3 separate regions of the Homo sapiens genome follow, and all the other regions are linked to region 1. The links are chromatin loops, found by intact Hi-C in ENCODE. Cell type or tissue: endothelial cell of umbilical vein. All regions are shown on one strand.

Region 1 (8,000 bases):
CCTATAATATCCATTTAAGCATCAAATTGGGCAAAAATTATTTACAAAGTTCTACTTTTGTTTCTCTCTTTAAATAAAATATTGGCTTCAGAGCACTCATAAGTTAATAGACCAAAGAGAATTCTAATCTTTCGATTCTCGGCCTAATTTTCTCCTTTCATTTTCAGTATGAACATAGGGGTTCCAGGTAGACATTGAAACAAAACTTTAGAAGGATTAAAGAAGGAAGTAAGAGCCAAACAAGGAAAAAATAAGAAACAAAAAAGAATGGGGTAATCTCTCCCATGACAAGCCCTGAATATAAATAAGGGTGCGGTCTTAAAGTGAGTCATTACTCCATTGCCTACTCCTTTCATGGCAGAGACAGTGATGTCGTGGAATAGAAGCTGTTAAAGAGGCTTTATATAACTATTAGCCTCTGAAACAATAGACAGGCAGCAGGGTGTTGTTCCAGAAAATGTTCAAAGAGGAGGAGTAATTTTGTCCTTTACAAATTTAATATCTTCTCTTTTCTCCTATATCATTTGGAGGAAGCGCCTTTTTCCTTTTTCTCTTTTTTAAGCAAAATAAGCGTTATGCACTAGTAGGTAGTGAGTGAATTCTCTTTGCCAGCAGGAAGAAAAGCAATTTTTGAATGCCAAAAATAGCTCCTTTGTGTGAAAATATCACATAGCCCAAGACATTTTTGGGAGAAAGCAAAGATTCATGTTCTGAATTATTGTTTTTTAAATATACAGGCAGAGAAATGTTAATAATAGAAAAGACAGAAATTGATGGTCATTTCAAAGTCTGAATGTTTATCCTGTTTACGACACACTCAGACTTTTGTGTGGTCTCAGTCATAATTCCTCTCCCAGGCTATGTCTCTAGGAGATAGGTATTCCTAATCATTCTGTTTGGGTCAAGACATTTTATTCCTTCCCTACCTTTTACTACTTGTTCCTATGCAACATTACAAACCAGCAAAGTATGAACTGACCTGGATATAGGAGATGGCCCTAGAGCTGTAGACAGAATTAAAAATCGTATCTTTTTTTTTTTTTTTTGTAAAGCACCCCGACATCTTTGGGAACCGTTCACTCTAGGGAATCTTTTTATCCATTATTTGCAAATAGCAGACCATCAGCCAGTTACAAAGACTTTTGATAGAGGTGGTGGGCATCTTTTACTTTCACCCAACCAGTATCCCTTTCTGCTTCATTTGATAGTAACATATCCTTTTCTTTTGAAAAACTAACCATTCTTATTACATGTCATTTTGATGGCACTGTCAGTCCAACTGTACTGCCTTCCTTCTGGCCAGTGAGTGGATGGCCATGTGAACCAGGCTGGGACAGTGAGATGTTTTCCTATGAACGTGAGTATTGAATGGAATGACACAAGAATGGAACATGGTCACTGACTCACTTTGCTAGTGGTTCTACTTGTCTGACTGCTGAATGAATTCTAACTCCTGACTGACAGATTTTGGAACCTGGAAGTAGAGTGCTCTTATAGCAAAATCTAAAATGAGACAGTGGTTTTGGAAATAGGCGGTGTGTAGAAGGTGGAAACTGTGAGAATTTTGAGTAGAGTATTGGTGAAAGATCAAGTACCTTGAACCCATTGTGCATACAATTTTGAATTATGAGGAGGCTGGCAGTGAGGCCTTAAAGGAATGGGAGAAAAATCTTATTGGAAACTGGAGGGAAGGGCAGAAACTTAACAATACACTTGTCTGCAGGAACATGGAAAGTAGAAAATGTGCCTGATAAACTAGGGGATCTAGCTGAGATTTCCAAGCAGAACGGTTAGTTACCACCCATTTTTTTTTTCTTGCTGCTTATAGTAAAACATGAGATGAGAGAAAGCTAAACTAAGGGAAGGACTGTTAAACAAAAAGAAGCTGGATCTTGATGGTTCTGAAAGCTCTCACACTATTCAGAAAGTCGGAGATGCTAAAACGGAGATAATGTCTAGGGTGTGGCCATAAATCTTTTTATTAAGATCTTCACAATTCTCTGGTACCTCAGAGAACCTTCAGTCAGACTGAAGGGCCCCTTAAGGAGATTAAGAGTGTGCCACACAGATTCTCTCAGCCAAAGAGTAGAGCTTCTAAGAAGCCTAAGGGCATTGTCCCCAGTCATCTCAGCAGAAGCCCAAGGTGGAAGGGAGATTATCTGTAAGAGGTGTGTGGGTGGGGCTTTTGTCTGATGGATTTAACCTGGAGAAGTTTCACAGGAAACCCATAAGGTTCTCAAAAGAGATAGATACAGAAACATTACCACTTGGATGGAATGGGACAGTGCAGAACAGTACAGAATGAAGACAGGGCTTTGAAGGCCCAGAATTTTAACACCTGCTATATTTTGCAAAACTAGAAAGAAGACTAGGAGGGTGAAACCAAGAGCCCAGAGGGCAGAGTGGAGAAACACGAAGAATTATTTCAGATATGAGACCTAATCAAGGATCTTCCAACATTTGCCTGGCTCAATTTTAGAACTGCCATGGACCTGTAACCCCTATGTCTTCCATCCCCTACCCCTTCTTTGAACAGGGTCATATAAGTGCTTATCTTATATCTGTCCCGCTGTTGCATGTTGGCAGAGGAAGACATAATTTGCTCTTGTTTTATGGGTTTAAAAATAACAAGGAATTGTATTTGAAGAGCTGTGCTTAAAGAACTACACTTGAGAAACCACATTCATACTTGGACCTGATTTAGATGACGAGATTATGGACTTGAAGCTGATATTGCAATGGAATGAGAATTTTGAAGTCTTTGGGGGCAGTGAGTACATTTTGCATTTGAGAGGTAAATAAATCATTGGGCACCAGAGGATACACTGTGGTGGGCAGCCTATAAGGTGGCTCCTAGTGATCCTTGCCTTCTGGTATTCACATCGTTTTGTAATACCTTCTTGCTGAGTGTGGGCTGGGCTTGTTGACTCACATATAACAAATAGAATACCTGGGAAGTGATAGGACAGTAATTGAGGGATTAGGTTATAAAAGGCTGCAGTTTTCATCTTGGAGGCTCTCTCTCACTCTCTTTTGAATGACTTACCCTGGGGAAGCCAGCTGCCATGCTATAAAGCATAAGGCAGCCCTGTGGCAAGTCCCATGGAAATGGACTTGAAAATAGACTTTCTGAGACCTGCCCATAGCTATGTGAATGGGCTTGGAAGCAGATATCCTTGAGATAACTGTAGTCTCAGCCAAAACCTTGATTGTAGCCCATGAAAGAATCTGTGCCAAAACGACACAGCTAAGCTGCTCCTGATTCGTGAGCTACAGAAACTTTTGAAAAATAATTGTTTGCTATTTTCAGCCTCTAAATGTTGAGATAATTTGTTATGCAGAAATGGATAAAAATACACTCATATTCTAGAGGATACACTATGCTATAATGCTCTAATTGCTATTATTCAACATTTTGTGAAAAGGCAATTCCACTGTGTTTAAGAGGATGACATTGTCAATGAATCTTTTAGTCACTATTTAGTCACTATTTGAAGAGTGCCAACTTTGACCACAATTTTATTTTTAAAAATTGTGCTAATGCCAAATTCCTTTTTAAATCTGATTTCTCAAATATCGTGAAATATAAAGTTTGGTCTCCTACCTCTCCACTGTCTTAACTGATCTTTTGATTAATTCTTTTCTTTAATTACAAAACGATAGCTTAAAATGGCATGAGGGCATGGTGTTCCCTTGGTCCTTGGAATTATCCCAGGTTGGAGTGCTCAAAGATAGGCTAGATTTATATATAATAATGTTACCTTTATGAGATGCTTATGTGTAACAGGAACTTTGAAACTTGCTTTCTGTCATCATTTTAGACAATTCTCATACCAATTGTTTGAATTAGGCATCATTATTATTCCTCCTTTAAAGAGAGTTGCCCAATGTCATACATCAGTGAGAGGTGGATCTGAGATTTGAACCCAGATCTGCCTATCTTCAAGAAATCCTGAGCTCTTAATCACTTTAGGCAAAGAAGATGTCCTGTGCCTCTTTGCATGAATTAATAAGCTGTGATAAGTGGATTCGCTCCATGGCCCAGTGGTTACAAAACAGAACCTGTGCGAGCCCATTTCATATCCTCCTGGATGCAGCCTGTGAGGGGTTTTGAATCCAGAGAAGCCCTTTTGTCACATGTGAGCCCAGGACATTTTTGAAGAGAGAAGTCCATGCCCAATCTGAAATAAACTCTGTCACCAGGTTATAGCCTCTGCCTTTAAGAAAACTTTGGGCAATCTTAAACATTATTCAGAATGTGGGAGATACTTGAAGTGGTCAGTTATATTGATTTTTCAGGATCAAGAGTACATGAATTCTAAGAGAGAAATCAGAGGGTTTCAACAGGCATTTGGATGGAGTGGAACAAAAACTCCCTGGCTATGCCTGTGACCAAGACTATCACTGTTTGTTTTCCGCTAAGGGAAAACAGGGGCTAGCATGTTTGGTAAACTGTTACATGCCAGAGTGTTCACTAAATGCTTTATGCATTTGGGTCATTCTGACAAACATTGACTCATTTGTTGGTTATTTAAAAGGGACAATTGAAATATAAAATATGATGAAATTCCTGATATTAATAAGTGTCTTTGTTCTATTTGAGAAATCAGATTAAAAAAAGAATTTGGCATTAGCACAATTTTTAAAAATAAAATTGTGGTCAAAGTCATTAATGAAATATTTATTTTTATTTGCTTTCTTCCCTCACTAATTTTCCAACAGACTTAATTTCTTCAAAATCGAATCCTTTATATTTCTTAAAGCTTCAGCATAATTTTACAAATTGTTGAAAATACATTCCATGTTTTCCTGGTCATGTTTCTCATACCTAGACTATGTATTCAGTCAAACAGGGTGATGGTCAGGCCAAAGTTTATCTTATCACACCAGAGTTTTTAGGTCATTTCCAGTTTTCTTATTTTTTTTTTCTTTTCAAACTTTCACTTGAAAAGAAATTAATTGGAAAACACTAGCAAAGCTTTTTTCCTTCCTCTTTTGGCTACTTAACTGCCAACTGCCAATTGTTTCTGCATTCTTTATCTGATGTGCACAAGATACAGGAAAATTGTGGCTGTATTTGGAGTTGGCAATAGTTAAATGGAATTATAGAGAGTGACTAAAACCAACATGTATTTTGTAGAGTCTTTTGATTACACACAGCTTTCTCTGAGACATAAAAAAAAAAACCTCTTGAAGGATTAGCTTTCTAGGGAGAATTACCATTTTGAAAGATTTTTGCCACATTTCAATGACAAAATTATTCAGAAAAAAAAGTGCCTCTCTGTAAATAGTCTCTAAAGTCTCACAAACATCTGAGCTCTTGGGGGCCAGAATCAGGGCACAATTTGCGTAAATTAAATACACACACACATTTGATAATCCAAAGGTCTCTCAGATGTGTTTTGACCCCTCTGGAAAGTATCATCAAAATAACTGTACCATCTCTTCAAAAAAGCGCCTGTGACACGGACCATGAAAACACGGTTGTAGAAATCTTATTTTAACCATTGATGTATTACAGCTATGTTAAAGTGGCAGCTGAATTAACTTGGTTGAAAACCAAGTATGTTATATGTATCTTTTCCTCAACAGACCAGTGTGAAATATAAAGCTTATTTTTTTATGTAACTCCTTAAATGATCTAAATCCTTTATTTAAAACAACTTACCTTATGATAACTCTTCTGACAGATTTAAATACTCTTTTTATAATATGAGACTTTGCATATTTCTATTGAGATAGCTACATCAACACATTTCCTGAAATTTTTCTTAATAATTAATTTTAATAACATGTGATATGCTGGTTGGAATTTGTGGTTGTTTCATGTGCCTATCTTATTAGAATTTCAAGCATTCCCAAAGCATTCATGTTGGAAAATGACTTAGACAAAATTTTGTGCAATTGGTTAATTTCTCATCAGAAAAAGTCCTGAGAGGTTGAGTAATTTTGCAGTTAACTAATGCCAGACCACTGTAAACAAGAAACAAAATGTGAATCAGATGCTACCTTCTCTGAAGATGGAATCCATATCAAGCAAAAAATCTGACTTCAGAAATTCGCTTTGCAAATTAGTCCAGTAGCTGTCTATCACGTCACCTGGCATCGGTCCACAGCCTCCCAGTAAGACACTTGATAGAGGAAAGACAGCAGAGTGAGAATGTGGTATCCTCCCTCGTCTAAGCCCTCCTTAGGCAAGCTCCCTCATTCCAGCTCTCTCATCCCAATACAAGTTGGGGTAAGATAAGCTCTAGTTGTGAAATGCTCTATGACAAGAAAAATTCAGAGAATGTGCTTTTGTGACCATGAGAGTGTGTTTTACTGCTGGGATGAGGTGAGCCATACAGAGAGGCAGGTGGAGGGGGAGAAGAGAGCTGTGATCTTCCTGGAAATAATTTGCTCCCATGTCACCCCCGGAAAAGGCATCTCCCTTAAATCAGGCAGGCATAATGAATGGTGTGATACCCGGCGGCCTGCACAGTTATAAATACACAACCTTTCATTCTAGAGATGGCCCATTACCACTCACTAAAACAGTCTGTCACAGTGGTGCTCTGGGGCCATTCATTTTTCATGACCTTCTTGGAGACGTGACTGGGATTTCCTGAAACCACGCATAGGTCCCTGCCCAGCAAGCGCTCTGCATTAACATCCCTTAATTCTTCTCTTCCAAAGGTTATCATGTCCTGTGGGGGGATATGTGTGTGTGTGTGTGTGTGTGTGTGTGTGTGTGTATGTCTTCCCTAGCAGGCAGAGAAACAAACAGCACAAACTAAGCTTGACCTTGTTGGAAATACAGTTTATCCACAGAGTGAATGTTGGCTAAAATTTAATCTTATGACATCAGGAATGTTCAAAGTTTACACAGGAGGTAAGAAATTTTAAAAATCAGTTTAAAAAATTATCTCACTATTCCCAAGGTTCAGATTTCACATCATGAGAGGCACACTTTAGCGGAGCAATTGCAGCAAAGCAGGACCTTCTCATTTGCTGGCTGCTTCAAATAACAGTTGTCCCTTTGATAATATTGACACCTATCTCCTTCACAATCTAGTGCTTCTCCTGCACTTTGTAACATATCCCATCTGTTTTTTTAGGGCCACTGTCATAAGGACGCCTGGAAGAGTGAAGAAAGGCCTGATTGATCACAAGGTCCTATCAAATGTCAAAGCTGGCCCTGGCTGACCTCCCATCTATTCAGAGCTGCTTTGATTTAATCTCCAAACTGGCTGCTTCTCCAGGCTGTGAGTTCTATCTGCAACCCATGTGTCAGCATTGAGATATGACCTGCTTCACGCTCCATTCATCTCATTTGAAGGACGGAAATTAAACTCGAGGGTCGAAGAGGGGAACTGCTCAAAATACACACACACATTAACTGAAGCCTTTTGTGTGGGTACATTATAGGAGTTTGAACAACCATTAAAAATTATATTAAAATGAACTTGATCTTTACTCCACTGAAATGGTTTAGAACTCTTCCTCCCCTCACTGCCCCTTCGTCTATTCTTTTTTCCCTCTCATATTTGTAGTAATCATATGAACCTGATCTTATTAAGATTCAAAGTGAAAGAAGAGAAAAATTTACATTTTTTCAGTTTCTTTAAAAATGGTGTCCTTTAGAAAATTCACTTTGCCTGTAGTTTGCACAGTAAATATTTTTTTTAAAGAGATAGGAGAAGCCAGAACCAGACTAATAGAAATGCAGACTGCTTTGTTTAGCATTATTGATTCATTTAAGTTTCACCTTGTAAGGTTTTTAAAAAAATTAATTAAAACTCAAACTTTGGGAACAGTTCTATAACCATCAGGACACATTGGTATGGTATAAATCTATATATCCTAGGTTCCATTTCTTATTTCTAAACTCTTCTTTCTCTTTTCATTGGCCCTTTTATACTATCAAGGCTAATAACTAAGTGAAACTTGATTCCTTATAGATTTGTTTGCATAAAAATTTCAAGAACAAGCTCTACGTTATTTACTAGAAGTACCTCAAA
Region 2 (8,000 bases), 110 kb before region 1:
GTGGGCCAAGTACAATCACATGGGTATTTAAAAGAAGAGAATCTTTCCCAGCTGTGGCCAGAGGGAGACGTGACTATGTAAGAAAGGTCAGAGAGATGTGACATTGTTGGCTTTGAGGATGGCCATGAGCCAAGGAATGCAGGTGGCCTCTAGAAGCTTGAAAAGACAAGGAAATGGATTCTGTCCTAGAGCTCCCAGAAAGAACACAGCTCTGCTGACGCATTGATTTTAGCCCAGTGAGACCCAGGTTGGATTTCTGAACTGTACAATAATAAATTTTTGCTGTTTTGAGGCGTTAAATTTGTGGTCATTTTTTATGGTAGCAATGGGAAACTAATATAATATCCTTCAAAAATAAAGGTGAAATTGTACATATTTATGGGGTACAGTGTGACTCTTTGATACATGTGTACATTGTGTAAAATCAAATCAGGGTATTTAGCACATCCATTACCTGACACATGTATTATTTCCTTATTGTCATTAAAAAATAAAAATAAAATCTAAAGGTGCCGTGGAGACATTTTCACATAAGCAGAAGTTGAGAGAATTCAGAATTCATCTTTAGTGGACCCGCATTACCGGACATTTTCACAAAGCAAAAGGTGAGAGAATTTGTCACCAGCAGAATTAAGCTGTAAGAAGTACTCAGGGAAGTTCTTCCACCTGAAGAAAATGAAATTAGGACGGTGGAATGGAGTAAATAGCATTGGAAATGATACATATGTCCTTCGTTGCTGTTGTTTCTGCATTAAAGATGGAGCAGCACTCTTTCCAACTCTCTACATCCCCAGTGGGTGCTGCAAGTAAGGGCAATAGCATGGACTAAAACTAAAAGTATGGCAAAAGATAACCCATGCCAAAAGTAAACATAAGAAAGCTGGCCTGGCTATATTAATATCAGACAAAGTGGATTGTCAGACCAAGATCATTACCAGAGGTAAAGAGGATACTTTCAGAATAATAAAAGGCCCAATTTATCAGTAAGGCATAAAACTCTTAAATGTGTAGGCATCAAATAAAAGAACTTCATAATTCCTGAAGTAAAAATCTGGCATAACTTTAGGAAAATACATATAAATCTAGAATTTCAGTTAGATGTTCTAGAAATCTCTCAGTAATTTTGTCTGCTCATTGACAGAATAAGCAGACAAAAAATTGAGGAAGACTATATATACAGAATATCTGAACATCACCAACTGCCTGAACCTAATCACTATTGACAGAACACTGTACCTGATAATTGCAGAGTGCACATTCCTTCCAGTACTCATGGACTATTCACCTAGATCATATTCCGGACCTTAATAGGAATCTCAATCAATTTGAAAAGACTAAAATCTTACAGAGTATGTTCCCTGACCGCAGTATAACTGAATTAGGAATCAATAACAAAATGATCTCAAGGAAACTTTCATATATTTGGAAATTAACAACACACTTCCAAATAACCCATAGATCAAAGAAGTACTTATAAGAGAAGTCAGAAAATATTTTGAACTAAATGATAATAAAAGCACAAAATATCAATATTTGTGAGATGTAGCTAAAACCATTCTTAGAAGAAAATTTGTAGAAGAAAACACTAACAAAGGAAGAAAAATAGTCACTTTCTGGTGCTCAATAAATTATTAGTTTTTAATCATTATTAATAGTATCATATACATAGCAAACTTAGTTTAGACAAATTTACAAAACGTGTGTGTCAGGGTAATGTTACCTATGGCATTCGTTATCAACAATTACCTCTTAAATTTGGCAAGGAATTTCATTAACATAGATTCCATTTCCTAGTGAAAGAGAAGAGCAAAGCATCTGCAGCTTAAAGACCTGGTTCCATCTTCTTCTTCTGCCATTTACTACTGTTCTGACTTTCTCTCTCTTGGTGGCAACTTTCTCAACTGTAGTGGAAAAAATGATATCTGCCTAATCTATGTCACAAAGTCACTCTAGAAAATAGAATGCCATATGAAAACGGACTTAGTGCCAAAAACAGTTAAGGCAATTATTCTTACTCATGAAGGAAGCTAGAGAGTGTTCCTGCTTCTTTTATATATTGCTTGTTTCACTGACGCTATCATTCTCTCTGATTTTTATATGTGGCCTTGAACTCAACAAAGGTTTATATTAAAGATCTTCTATGTAAATAATTGCAAAATTAGACCAGAAGAGAAACTAATGGGCAACTATGGCGTTAGAAGCTTGAACCACTTTCACAGCCTGCAACACCTGTTGAGTCACGTTCATGCTCCTAGGTGTAACATTCAGGGTCTCCATCACCTGGTTTCTCTCTGTTCTCCGGCCTCATTTTAACCTACTTAGCTCTAAAACTTTTAGACTGTTTCATGCCTTTGAATATTTAATCATGCAGTACCCACTGCCTTGAATGTTTTGCAAACTTTTTTTTTTTTAACTTGAAAAACCTGCTATGATTCCCTCTAGTTCTAGTTCCAGGCATCATCTTCCCCAGGAAGCTTTTCCCTAATCTCCTTAGGAGTTAAGGGCCCCTTCCTTCTACCCCCACAGAATCCTGCACAAAATACTGTCTTATAACCCCTGATATTGTGTTGTATTTTCTGTGTAGGAGTCTGTCTCATCACCCAGACTCTTGAGTTACACAAGGGAAGGACATGTTTTATTCATTTTTGTAGATTTAGTACAAAAGAGTACATTATAATAGGGTGCCTAGTGCATATTAAGAAATCAATAAATATCCATTACTTTCTTTAAAAAAAAATGAATTGCTTACACTTATAAATCTATTGAAAGTATCATGGCAAGAAGCAAAGCTCTTAAAAACCATAAAGAAATTATGAATTTTTCAGGGTTTTTGGAATGTGGTTGCCACTTAACATTCAAACTATTAATAAAATACTAATGTGGGTATAAACTGAAAACTCAGGTGTGTTTTTCTTTAAATAAATTTGGTGCAAGGAAATCTGTGATTATGTTGTTAAAATTGAGAATTAGAAAGCGGTTCTTCATTTAATGAAGAAGACTTTCTTTATACAAAATAAGCCATAAGATTAAATGGTGAACTGCTTGTGGACATTAAATTGACTAAAAAAGAGGTTTAAATTCCCATACAAGGAATACGTGATATGCACTAACTTATGTATATCTATATCTTAATAGAATGTGTTGGGCACGTCTACAAGATTTTCCTTAAAATGTAGAAGAAGCCTAGAGTATAATATTTAAGAAAGATTACATATTATTCCAGTTAAAACTTTCAAATTAGGATTGATTGCCAAGACTACTTCAACTCATGTGGGGAAATTGGAGGAGTGTTTTGACGGGGGAAAAGACAAAACAGAAAATGCCAGAGCCCAAAATAAGTTCCCCAGAGAAGCTGGGAGTCTTTGCCTTGATTGGATACAGACTGGGAACTTTCTCATTGCTTTGGAATTTGGGCTAACGTCCAAAACTGAGGGTAACCTGTGACAATTGCATTGCACATTCTGAAGAAAGGTACTTAGACATGTTCCCCACAGGATGTGTTAAGGTGTTGGCCAATCATCAAATATTGTCACTCCAAAGAACACATTTAACAGCCGGGAAGAAAATTGTAGGAAAAGAGAGCACTTTGGCACGGAAGGGTAAGCTGCTATGTGACTTCGTCTTGATCCAAGAGAGGAAATTGAGAGAAAACCCTCTGGAGCAAAGGTGGTGAGGACAGAGAGGCTCACTAGTGGGGAATACTGCCATCTTACAGAGTTCGAGAAATTTCCTCAGAGAGTTTGAAGGGTGCCCTCTAGAGCAGGACTTTGCAAACTTTCTGTGATAAAGGACCAACCTGTTTCAATTTCCAGTCCATCATGGAGTGACAGGTTTATAGATTTACTAGAACTGAATTTTTAGAAAAATGAAATGGAAACAATGTTCAGAGGTTACATACTCTGTATTGTAACATCAAATTGCTATAAAAATTTCTGAACAGTACTCTTAATTCCTGCACTTATTTTGTCATGAACTGGTAACAGACTGTTAAGAATCAACATGAGTGCTGAGACCTCAGAATAAGTACCTCTATCCTACATCAGAACTTCACCCAGAGATCTGGTTAAAATGACAATTCTGAGCACTACTGCCAGTCCAAGCTCTCTGCTACTAAGAGGCTCCTGGGCGATGCCAGTGCTCTGGTCGGGGGCATTCTTTGTGTCCAAGGCTCTAGAGAAGTGCAGGCCGATAGAAATATGATGTGAGCCACACATGTAATTTATTTTTTAGTAGCCTATTTAAAAAACAGGGAAAGGAAATGGGTGATTAATTTTACTAATACATTTTATTTAAGCCAATATATCCAAAATATTATCACGTGGTTGATATAAAAATTAGTGATGAGACATCTTGCTCTGTGTGTGCGTGTGTGTGTGTGTGTGTGTGTGTTTTAATACTAAAGCTTTGAGATCTCAATTTGGACTGGCACATTTCAAGTGTTCAATGGACACATGTGGTTAATGGCTTCAGTGTTTAGCCAGGCAGTGCTTGAATGTGGGCAGCACAGGGCCTGGTGCCTGACTCTGCAGGAGAAATCACAGGTATGAGGTGGCTGAAGATGCGCAGCATGACAGAGTGAGGCCAAAAGGCAGCAGTGCTTGAAGTTTGAGAACATGATGGGGGAGGATGTGTTCATTTTCCTGCAGGACAAGTAGCACTGTGCAAGTTAGTGCAAGTTATTTGAAGGGCCTCCCACCATTTCACAGCAAGAGGGGTGCATGCTGGAATGAAGGAATCCCAAGCACCTTCTGGTACAGGAGTCAAGGTTCTTACAAAAGATTAACGAGAGAGTGTTTTGAATGCATCAGGAAATGTTAAATGTATGAGTCCCTGAAAGGGTCTCCAAAGAATTAACAGAGGTACTTCATGAAAAAGACTTCTTGGAACATCTGTCCTACACAGGGCATTTGACAACAAAGAAAGACACAAATGCACTTGAGCTGGGGAGGAAAAACATTGATTTCAAGAATAAATTGAAGTTTTGGTATCTGATTGGGTTAGAGTTTTTTGATTCCTGAAAATAAGTTCTATAGTACTTGAAAGTAAACAGAAAGTCGTGGATCTGCCCAAGAGGTCGTTGAGGGGAGAAGAAAACTCTGACGGTAGTTTTGAGAAAGGTTGTGGAGAGAGACTGAATTTTTTTTTGTCCAATTTGATTTATTAAATCGACCATCATCTGTGTGAGCTCGTGTTGCAAAAATGACAACACAGATCATTTAAATGCTTTGTCGTTCACATCTCTACTCGGCAGCCTGACGCTGACAACACTGCCAGGCACATGAAGCAATCCCTCCAAGATACATTTCAGATATTAATGTTTTGGTATTGTTAAATCATATTATTTTTATTTCTATAAATTTATCTTGTTCCCCATGTTAATGGCAGAAAGTTTCAAGTTAAAATCAAGGGTAAACACATTGGCTTAGGACTCTGTCTTCTTCTGAAAGGCCTAAGCCAGGAAGGTGGATACAATTGAAGGAAGCCAAGAGAAATTGGTTAGCCTGCTACTGGCTGCAAAGAATAGAATCCCAGAGGCCAAGTATCTAAAATGACAATAGTAACTTCTCCCATAGCTAAGACTCACGTAGGGTGAATCTCATGGCTGGTTGATACTGTGACTCAATGACATTTAGGTTTTTACACAAAATATTTCTTCACTCTGCTATCTTTTGAGCTAGTTTCCTCTTTAGAATGGTAGCAAGAAGGCTATGCCAGATCTAAGCAGTATACTTATGGGCAATAATACCCAGGAGAAGAAAGAGTCACTTCTCAGGCTTCTCTTTCTCTCTCTCACTCTTTTTTTTTTTTTTTTTTTTTGAGAAGGAATCTCTCTCTGTCGCCCAGGCTGGAGTGCAGTGGTGCAATCTCAGCTCACTGCAACCTCCACCCACTGGGTTCAAGCAATTCTCCTGCCTCAGCCTCCCAAGTAGCTGGGATTACAGGAACATGCCGCCACGCCTGGCTAATTTTTTGTATTTTAGTAGAGACGGGGTTTCACCATATTGGCCAGCCTGGTCTTGAACTCCTGACCTCAAGTGATCCTCCCGCCTTGGCCTTCCAAAGTGCTGGGATTACAGGCATGAGCCACTGCACCTGGCCGCTTCTCTCTTTTTCTCAAATTTTTCTGACAGCCTCTCCCCCTGTCTCATTGTCCACAGTTAGATCACATGTCCATTCCTGAATTAATTACTGCAAGGGAAATAGAGACCAACGAGTAAATCTATATTCCAATGAGACTACCCCTGGAGTTGAGGTTCATGACTATGAGAAGGAAAGATGGATATGTGGACAAAATTAGATTCTATTAAAAAAAGAAAGAAGAGGCAATGAATGTCAGGTAAGCACCAATACTATTCACCAAATATCCTATGTAGGTTTCTAATCCAAGTAAAAGCATGCTTCCAATGGATAGAGATCTACCACATACTCTATGACAAACGTCTAAGCCAAACCAGGTTGTCCATGTGAACACAAACCTATTACTGAAACTGCTTCCTGGATAATATCACATTAAATTAAAACTTGGATCATGAAAAGGCTTTTGCAAAGACACAGTATTTCAGTGGAGGGACTTCGTAAAACAAACAAACAAACAAACAAACAAAAACCACAAAGTTCTCCCAGATACTCAACTGAGTTAATCTTGCATTGGATGTCCACATTTAATGTGTCACATTGGAGTCTTAAAGTACCTTCTGCTAGTTGTGTCAGAATTTTGCTTCAGAGTAGGATATAAAAAGAAAAAATATCTTCTTATAAATGTGATTGTTTTTCTGCCTTTGTTATAAATGAAAAGTTATGAACGTTTCAAGATGTACTTTCTTTTTAAGCAGTTAACTGTCAGTTTACTGTAGCTGGGCCCTGAGACAGAGATAAAGTCTTTATAAAACCTAAAACAATTTTAGAAGATTATTCAAACTTGTGGGTTTTTACACATATTTTTCCAGCATTAATTTGTTTCTATTTTTCTTGGAGCCGTAATGTATGGTTCTTGCTTTTCCAGTACACTACCTGAGTATAACAGTATGGTTAGAAGTTTCATTCTAACAGATCTGTTATTCTACATGGTGATAGCAATGGTTAATGCCAGACTAGTCTCCATACAAATAGTACTTGAGGAAAATTTTCTCTTCTTTCATTGGTAGTTTATATTAATATTCTTCACCTTGAATGCCAAATTTAGAAAAAAAGAGAAACCTCAGAAGAAAGACACTGTTTTCTCCCTTTTCTTAGGATACATATTTTGCTCCATAGTTTTTCTTGGTCAAATGGTTTTCTTTTAAGTTCTCTTCTCCATCTTTCTTTCTTGTTTACTCCAGGAATGCAAACTTGATCTTGACTTTAAGGTCAAAGCATTTTCAGAATGTGCAGTCAGCAGAGAATTGAAAAAAAAAATCAATGTGAAACATATTAGAGAAGAATAAGGGGAAGAGTGATGCAGAAGTGCTGGGAAGTCATGCAGGGATTGGAAACCACAAAGATTCTACAGAAAGTAAGAACGTCCTGCACCGAGATGTTTATGATTCCTTTTGCTTTTACTTCCCTTTTCTTACATAGGGGTAGGTGAAAATTATGGTAATTTGAGGTCTGGACCACTTTCAAAGCATTTTCAGGGGATGAAAATGACTTTTGACCTCTAAAAATGAGACATGTTTCTTTTTTTTTTTTTCCTGAAACCCTTTTTTCTTTTCCTGTTTTGTTCATGGTAGGGGAGATGACTATATTCCATACCTGTTATGCACACAAACTTAGAAGGGTTTATTGCAGCTCCATGGCTGAAAATAGCAATGAAAATTGTGAGACCTTTTATGTCAGCATTGGAAATAAACTTAATTTTAAATGAGAACACCTTTGATTTTATAAAGAGACTTATCCAGTGTAAAAGCTGGAAAGTTAAATAGAATCATAGTGGAAATGTTGATTCTAAAATTCTAGTATCTAGCCACAGACCTTGAAAAGAAGAAAGAAAGCTAGAAAGATGAAAGAAAGAAAGAAGAGGC
Region 3 (8,000 bases), 240 kb after region 1:
AAAAAAAAGAGGAGGAAGAAATACTTCCAAACTCATTCAAACAGGCCAGTATTATTCTGAAGCCAAAACCAGACAAAGACACATCAAAAAAGAAAACTACAGGCCAATATTCCTAATGAACATTTATGCAAAAATCCTCAACAAAATAACTAGCAAACCAAATTTAACAACACATTAAAATGATCGTTCATTATGTCCAAGTGGGTTTTATCTCAGGGATGCAAGGATGGTTTAGCACATGCAAATTAGTCAATGTGATACATCATGCCAACAGAATGAAGGACAAAAACCATATGATCATTTCAATTGATGCTGAAAAAGCATTTGATAAAATCCAACACCCTTCAGGATAAAAAGCCCTAAAAAAACTGTGTATATGAGAAAAATACCTCAACATAATAGAGGCCATATATGACAAGCCCACAGCTAGTATCATACTGAATGAAGAAAAAAATAAAAGCCTTTCCTCTAAGACTGGAAGCAAGACAAGAATGCTCACTTTCACCACTATTATTCAATATCGTACTGGAAATCCTAGCTAGAGCAATCAGACAAGAGAAACAAATAAAGGCATCCAAATTAGAAAAGAAGAAATAAAATTATTATTGTTTGCAGATGATATAATCTTATATTTGGTAAAACCTAAAGACTCCAACAAGAAACTATTAGAACTGATAAATAAATTCAGTAAAATTGCAGGATACAAAATCAAGATGCAAAAATCAGTGGCATTTCTATATGTCAAAGCAAACAATCTAAAAAAGAAATCAAGAAAGTAATCCTATTTACAATAGCTAAAAATAAAACTAAATATTTAGGAATAAACTCAACCAAAGAAGTGAAAGATCTCTACAATAAAAACTATAAAACACTGATGTAAGAAATTGAAGATGACACAAAAAATGGAAAGAAATTTCATATTCATGGATTGGAAGAATCAGTATTGTTTAAATGTCTATATACTACCCAAAGCAGTCTACAGATTCAATGTAATCCCTATCAAAATACCAATGACATTCTTCACAGAAATAGAAAAAAAAAATCCTAAAATTTACATGGGAACACAAAAGACCCAGAATAGCCAAAGTTATCCCAAGCAAAAAGAACAAAAAGAACAAAACTGGAAGAGTCATATTGCCTGACTTCAAATTATACTACAGAGCTATAAACAGCATTGTACCAGCATAAAAACAGAAACACAGACCAGTGAAACAGAATAGACAGCCCAAAAATAAAACCATACTTTGATAGTGAACTCATTTTTTCTAAAGGTGCCAAGAACATACACTGAAGAAAGGACAGTCTCTTCAATAAATGGTGCTAGAAAACTGGATGTCCATATGCAGAAGTATGAAGCTAGACCCATCTTTCATCCTGTACAAAAATCAAATCAAAATAGATTAAAGACTTAAATATGAGACTTCAAACTATGAAACTACTAAAACTAAAAGAAAACACTGGGAAACTCTCCAGGATTTTGGACTGGGCAAAGATTTCTTCAGTAATACACCACAAGTGTGGACAACCAAAGCAAAAATGGACAAGTAGGATCACATCAACTTAAAATGCTTCCACAAAGCAAAGGAAACAATCAACAACATAAACAGACAACCCATAGAATGTGAGAATACATTTGTAAAACATCCATCTGACAAAGGATTAATAACCAGAATAAATAAAGAGCTCAAACTGCTCAACAGGAAAAAAAAACCAATAATCTCATTAAAAATGCACAAAAGATCTGAAAAGACATTTCTCAAAGGAAGACATATAAATGGCAAACAGGTATATGAAAAGTTGCTCAACATTATTAATCATTAGAGAAATGCAAATCAAAACCACAATGAGATATCATCTCACCCCAGTTAATATGGCTTTTATCCAAAAGACAGGCAATAACAAATGCTGGTGAGGATGTGGAGAAAATAAAATCCTCATACACTGTTGGTGGGAATGTAAATTAGTACAACCACTATGGATAACAGTATGGAGGTTCCACAAAAAATTAAAAATAGAAGTACTGTATGTCCCAGCAATCCTACTGCTAGGATTCTCAAAAGAACGAAGTCAGTATATCAAAGAGATAATCTGAAATCCATACTCTCAGGTTATTGTAGTGCTACTCACAAAAAACAAGATTTGGAAGCAACTTAAGTGTTTATCAACAGATGAATAGATAAAGAAAATGTGGTACATATACACAATGGAGTACTATTCCGTTACATAAAAAATGAGATCCTGTCATTTGCAGCAACATGGAAGCAACTGGAGGATATTATGTTAAGTGAAATAAGCCAGGCACAGAAAGACAAACTTTGCATGTTCTCAATTACTTGTGGGAGCTAAAAATTGAAACAATTGAATTCATGGAAGGAATACAATGATGGTTACCAGAGGCTAGAAGGGTAGTGGGTGGTTGGATGGGAAATGGGGATGGTTAATGAATACAAAAGTATATGAGATCAAATAAATAAGATCTAGTATGTGGTAGCACAACAGGGTGACTACAGTCCACAACAATTTATTTTACATTTAAAAATAACGAAAAGAGTACAACTGGATTGTTTGTAACATAAAGGAATGATAAATGCTTGAGGTGATGGATACCTCATTTACACTGAGGTGATTATTACACATTGTATGCCTGTGTCAAAATATCTCATGTACCCCATAAATGCATTCACCCACTATGTATCCATAAGAATTAACAATTGAAAAAGAACACAGCAAGAAAAGAAATGAGGTGATTAAAAAATGGGTAACACATCTGAATAGACACCTCACCAAATATATGCTCATGTCAAATAAACATATGAAAAGATGTTCCACACTATATGTCATTAGGGAATTGTAAATTAAAACAAGTTACTACTGCTCACCTATTAGAATGGCTAAAATCCAAAACACTGAGCACACCAAGTACTAGTAAAAATATGGAGCTACATTAACTAGTAATACTAGTAAGGATGTGGAACTACATGAACTTTTCTTCATTGTTGATAGGATCGCAAAATCCCATAGGCACTTTGGAAGATGGTTTGGCAGCTTCTTACAAAGCTAAATGTGCTTATCATATGAGGCTGCAGTCATATTCTTGGTATATACCAAAATTAATAGAAAACATATGTACATGAATGTTTATGACAGCTTTACTCATAATTGCCAAAACTTCGTAGAAACCAAGTTGATTTTAATATGTGAATGAATATAAACAAATTATGGTACATCATATGATGTAATATTATCCAACAATAAAAAGCTTTGAGGTATAAAGCTCAAAAAAAATAGAAAAACCTTAAATATTTATTGCTAAATAAGAGAAGGAACTGTTGAAAGTCTATACACTGTATGATTACTACCATATAAATATCTGGAAAAATTAAAACTGCAGAGATAATAACAAGATCAATAGCTCTTACAAGTCCAGGGTGATAACTGCAATTATTGATAAATTAGATTATACATTAGTCAAAACCCAGAGAATTGTACAACACAAAGAGGAGACTTAATGTGAAATATGAACTTTAATTCACAATAATATACCAGTATTGGTTCACTAATTATAACAAATGACCCACACTAATGTAAGATATTAATAATAGGAGAAAAGTGTATGTACAGTGTGTATCTGTGTGTGTGTGTTTAGGTAAATTATTTGTTGTATTATCTTCTCAATTTTTCTGTAAAGCTGAAATTCTTATATAAATTAAGTGTATTAAAAATTAGAAATTTTATTCTGTAAATTGAAATAATTACATAAGAAGCAACAGAAAAATTAAGATTTTGATTTGACAGATAGTAAGAAAGGTAATAGATATTCCTGGAAGAAATGCTACATATTTTTCAATGTGGAGCAAATAATATGACATTCATTATAAAAATAGCAAATGTTACATAACATAAATAAAATGTAAATTAAAGATGCTATATAGTTACTTTACAGAAAGGTTTATTTCAGATCTTATTAAGCACAGAAATAAATGATAGTTTTTATATTACTGTGCATTGTTAAATTTCACTACTGAGTTAAAATATAAATGTAGCAAGAATGAACATCGATTCATATAAAGCATATATTGTCTCAAAGTATACGACATTTGCATTTACTCAGTGTTAGCTAACAGTACAATTCAATGTGGTTATGAAAGAGCATAATGTGGTTAGCAGATTTTTCTACCTACTCCAAGAGCCAGACTAAAGCTTCCCCATGGAATTAGATTTGGGTATTAGGCAACAGGAAATGTGCCTGCTGATAACTGAATTACTCTGAACTCTAAAGAAGTCACTGGGACATTTTGTCCATTAAGTTTACAGATGGCAAAGTAGATATGTCATTCACAGCTGCATGCATGAGGATATGACATATTTGTCTATATTAATCTCATGGATCACTTGACATGACTCATTCAACCTCTCTTTCTACTACATGAATTAGCAAGATTTCTGGTGGTTCTAAAGTAGATCCAAACACTTCGGAGGGAAATATAAATACTTGTTTCATTATACCAAGTAAGTGGGCCAACAGGGCGCATTTGGTGCTTTAATTGTCCTTCATAATCACAGTAAGGTAGTAAAAATTAAATCTAAAATAATATAAATAGGCCAAAATGGTATATATGATGCATATATGCATGACAAGAGTTTTTATCTTCAGTGGCAGCACAGGCAAGATATTAAACTTATCATGGGAATTGAATTAAATTTCAAAAAAATGCATTGGCTAGAATTACTCAGAATTCCCAGGGGCAGGGAGGGGACACTCTATGAGGTTAACCATTTACTATGTTTAAACTCAATAATTGTGAGCTGAGTATAAATCAAGAAATCTGCTCAAACATCTGTGTCTTACTTAAAAGTTTCAAATGTCACAAATATGTGTGCTATGATGAATATTCACGGTTATGAAGCTGTGGTGAATATATTCCGTGAGGCCATATGACAGGCTGTCCACCAGCCCTAGCCAAAATAAGACATCTAACCAGAATTAATAAGATAATTATCAATGGTCAAGAACACAAATAGATGATGCCTGAAATATATGAAACTGCATAAGCACACAACTCAAGCATTAAGCGAAAGGAGAAACACTGTCATATTACAATCAAGAACCTGGAACAGTCAACTGAGAACCTGGAGGATGCTAGAAGAACTTATTATACCTGGAGCAAAATTTGAAAATTCCTTAGTCTGAAAGTTGGGAGTTGAGTTCTCACATTTGAAAAGCCATGCAAAAAAGTGATTAATCTTAAATTTTGTGTATACTTAAACAGAAAGACCAAGGTCTGAAGTCCAATGTCATACAAAAAGTCACCTTCTTTTTCTATGCAGATTAGGTTGCAATTTAAAGAAGTTTAAGCCCTGTGACAGAAACCACTTGATCTCTAACAATATGTTTAGATAATGAGCACTTCAGTATAGCCCTTCAAGCTTTTTGTAAAAAAAAAAAAAAAAAGAAAAAAATTACATTCATCTCCCTACATAATCTGTTTCTGATGTCTATTGCCACATACTCAAATAGCAAAAATCTTAGTTGACTTTCATCTTTAAAATTTGACATATTGGAGGAGCAATCCAGGACAGTATTTGATTTTAAATAGGGAAAGAACTCACACTCTAATACACAGAGAGAAATAAGTGGTGAAATAACACTTACAGGCTTGTAAATGGCAAATGTGTCTGCAGTGGGCAGAGCATGCTGCTTTCCTCTCCTGGGAATGAAATAAAAATGTGCCAACAGAAATAGCATTGAAAATGCCTGGTGGTAGAGGCAGTGGTATTAACAAAAGCATTCTCCTCCTCATTAAGCAAGTACCAATTAGATATATGGAATCCAAGAGCTGAAAGGGGTATAAGGAATTAACTCACTAGTCATCCTCAACTTCCACGCAAATAATGACTGTGAGAGCTAGTTTCCACAAATGTTCCCGCTTCAACAAACCATGCCTCCTGGAATTCACATCCTTGTGTAGCCCCTTCCATGAATTGGATGCTGAGCTTCCAGCCCTAGCTGTTCCAGTGGATGGTCCATGGATCAGATATACCACCCAGCTGAGGTCTTCCTGAATACTCAATCCAACAAAATCATGAGCAATATAAGAGAATTGTTTTAAGCTGATAAATTTTGGAGTAGTTTGTTTTTCAGCAGTAAATAACCAGAACAATGATCTTTCTATGTTCAAATATGCCTTATGGGCACTCATAATCATTATAATATTCATTCACTGAAAAAGTGCATAGTGGTAAGATGCTATTATTCATCAGTGCTTTTAAGAATTCTAGGCCGGGTGTGGTGGCTCACGCCTGTAGTCCCAGCACTGGGAGGCTGAGGTGGGCGGATCACAAGGTCAGGAGTTTGAGACCAGCCTGGCCAATATGGTGAAAGCCCATCTCTACTAAAAATACAAAAATTAGCCGGGGCTGGTGGTGGGTGCCTGTAGTCCCAGCTACTGAGGAGGCTGAGGCAGGAGAATTGCTTGAACCTGGGAGGCGGAGGTAGCAGTGAGCCGATATCATGCCACCGCACTCCAGACTGGGTGACAGAGGGAGACTCTGTCTTTAAAAAAAAAAGAATTCTAATAATAGTAATCATGAAAATTGTAATGTCTAATCTTTTTCAATGTTGTTTGTGTCCAAAGTGCTCTTCCAAAAGCTTTCCTTAATTATACTATTTAATAGTCATAACACTGTGATGAAGAAGGTATTGTTAATTACATCTTCATTTTACAGATGAGGAAACTGAAACACAGAATGATTAACTTTTTTCACTGTCATCTAGCTAATAAGGAATTGTTACATATTTTATTCATTACAATAGTAAGTAGGTGCGTTTGATACATTGTAGTTCATAGGCATTTAAATATTCTATTTCTTTACAATGCTCAGTACAATGTGCAATGCTCAGTATTTTGGTAAATTCACAGTCACTTTATGATAGCTCCAGGATCTCCAAGGAATTTATGGACTACAGTTTGAAATCCATTGGTCTAGTCCAATTTCTATTACTCTTTTTAGAAGAACTGAGATGCACAGAAGTTATAAGAATTTCCTAAGTTCACATAGTTAGCAACCTATTCAGAACTAGAATTCCTTGTTAGTAATGTCCACTGCAGCATCTTTATACTAATCTTAGGGGATCATCAATTACTGTTTGGATCTTTGATTCTTTACATCTTTCTATCAGAAGTGTACTCTGACATTAGCTCTTATTTAAGCTAAAATTATCAAAATCCTCTCTTGTTGTGACATACTAGTTTTTAGAAACATTTGTATAATTGTAAATTATTATGTCTTCTTATTATTTCAGTTACTGTTTAAGCCTAAAGAAATAAAGTAATACCTTTTAAAAAAATATCTAATATGTACCATTATTCAGATCAGCTTTACTGCACATTAGTCTTTTACTGTCCTGTGCAAAACTAAATAAAATATATAAATTATCCCTATCTTGGTTTCACAACTGGTTAATACTGTCTGTTGTATTTGCTGCATCAGCCTTGCTCTGTGGGCTGGAGCAATTATCAGTGACCAAGTAATCCAACTCTTCTTTATTCTCTCATTGCCTTAACCCTTTTCTACACTCCAAGGGCAATCAATACAAATATCTTGCCAAAGTCCATTTCTTGTGCATGATACTGCTTAACATCACTCAATCATTTGAGTGGAAAGCTTTACAGGAGTTCATCTTAGGTGAACTTGAATATGCCCATTTTTCTTTGAGAGTGGAATGAAGAGTTCCAAACAAGTCATAAAACTGTAAAAGCAATTTCAAGAGTCCATCCTGATTGTTCCCACTGTGAAATAGAAAGAAGCATCGGGGTTTCAAAAACATTCATGTACTCAAGGATATATCAGTAACTATTTATTGAACATTCCTGCAGAAAACATCCTGTAAAGTTGGATGAACCCTGCAGTGGTTGGATGAGTTATTTACAGAGGTCTCAAGGCAGGGTGTCCTTATTCATGCTGAATATGAGTTACCTAACAATAAATCCAATAGCACT

What was found. Peaks named below come from ENCODE experiments on the same cell type or tissue, not always from the same donor. Only the 100,000 strongest peaks of a DNase experiment are listed, where the experiment ranks them.
Region 2: it touches region 1 in a loop (2.6-fold over the local background); 7 of 110 quality-filtered maps call a loop at or near these places.
Region 3: a loop joins it to region 1, with 9 times the contacts of the local background. A loop is called at or near these places in 2 of 110 quality-filtered maps.

Annotation. Positions count from the first base shown.
Region 1 is chr3:177,928,093-177,936,092 of GRCh38, forward strand. It overlaps LOC107986154 (a long non-coding RNA gene), which reads right to left and starts at 6,200. Exons shown (of 3, transcript XR_001741024.2): 1 at 6,010-6,200. In endothelial cell of umbilical vein, no CTCF peak of the experiment used is centred here; DNase peaks (open chromatin) are centred at 4,459 and 4,989; H3K27ac peaks cover 1,987 bases.
Region 2 is chr3:177,813,398-177,821,397 of GRCh38, forward strand. It overlaps LINC02015 (long intergenic non-protein coding RNA 2015), which reads left to right and starts at 3,468. Exons shown (of 3, transcript NR_110826.1): 1 at 3,468-3,599. In endothelial cell of umbilical vein, no CTCF peak of the experiment used is centred here; DNase peaks (open chromatin) are centred at 114, 3,494 and 5,574.
Region 3 is chr3:178,166,563-178,174,562 of GRCh38, forward strand. The region is part of intron 10 of LOC105374235 (a long non-coding RNA gene); the gene reads right to left. Among named protein-coding and RNA genes, the nearest start is that of LINC01014, 250 kb to the right of the region's middle. In endothelial cell of umbilical vein, no CTCF peak of the experiment used is centred here; a DNase peak (open chromatin) is centred at 4,309; H3K27ac peaks cover 2,405 bases.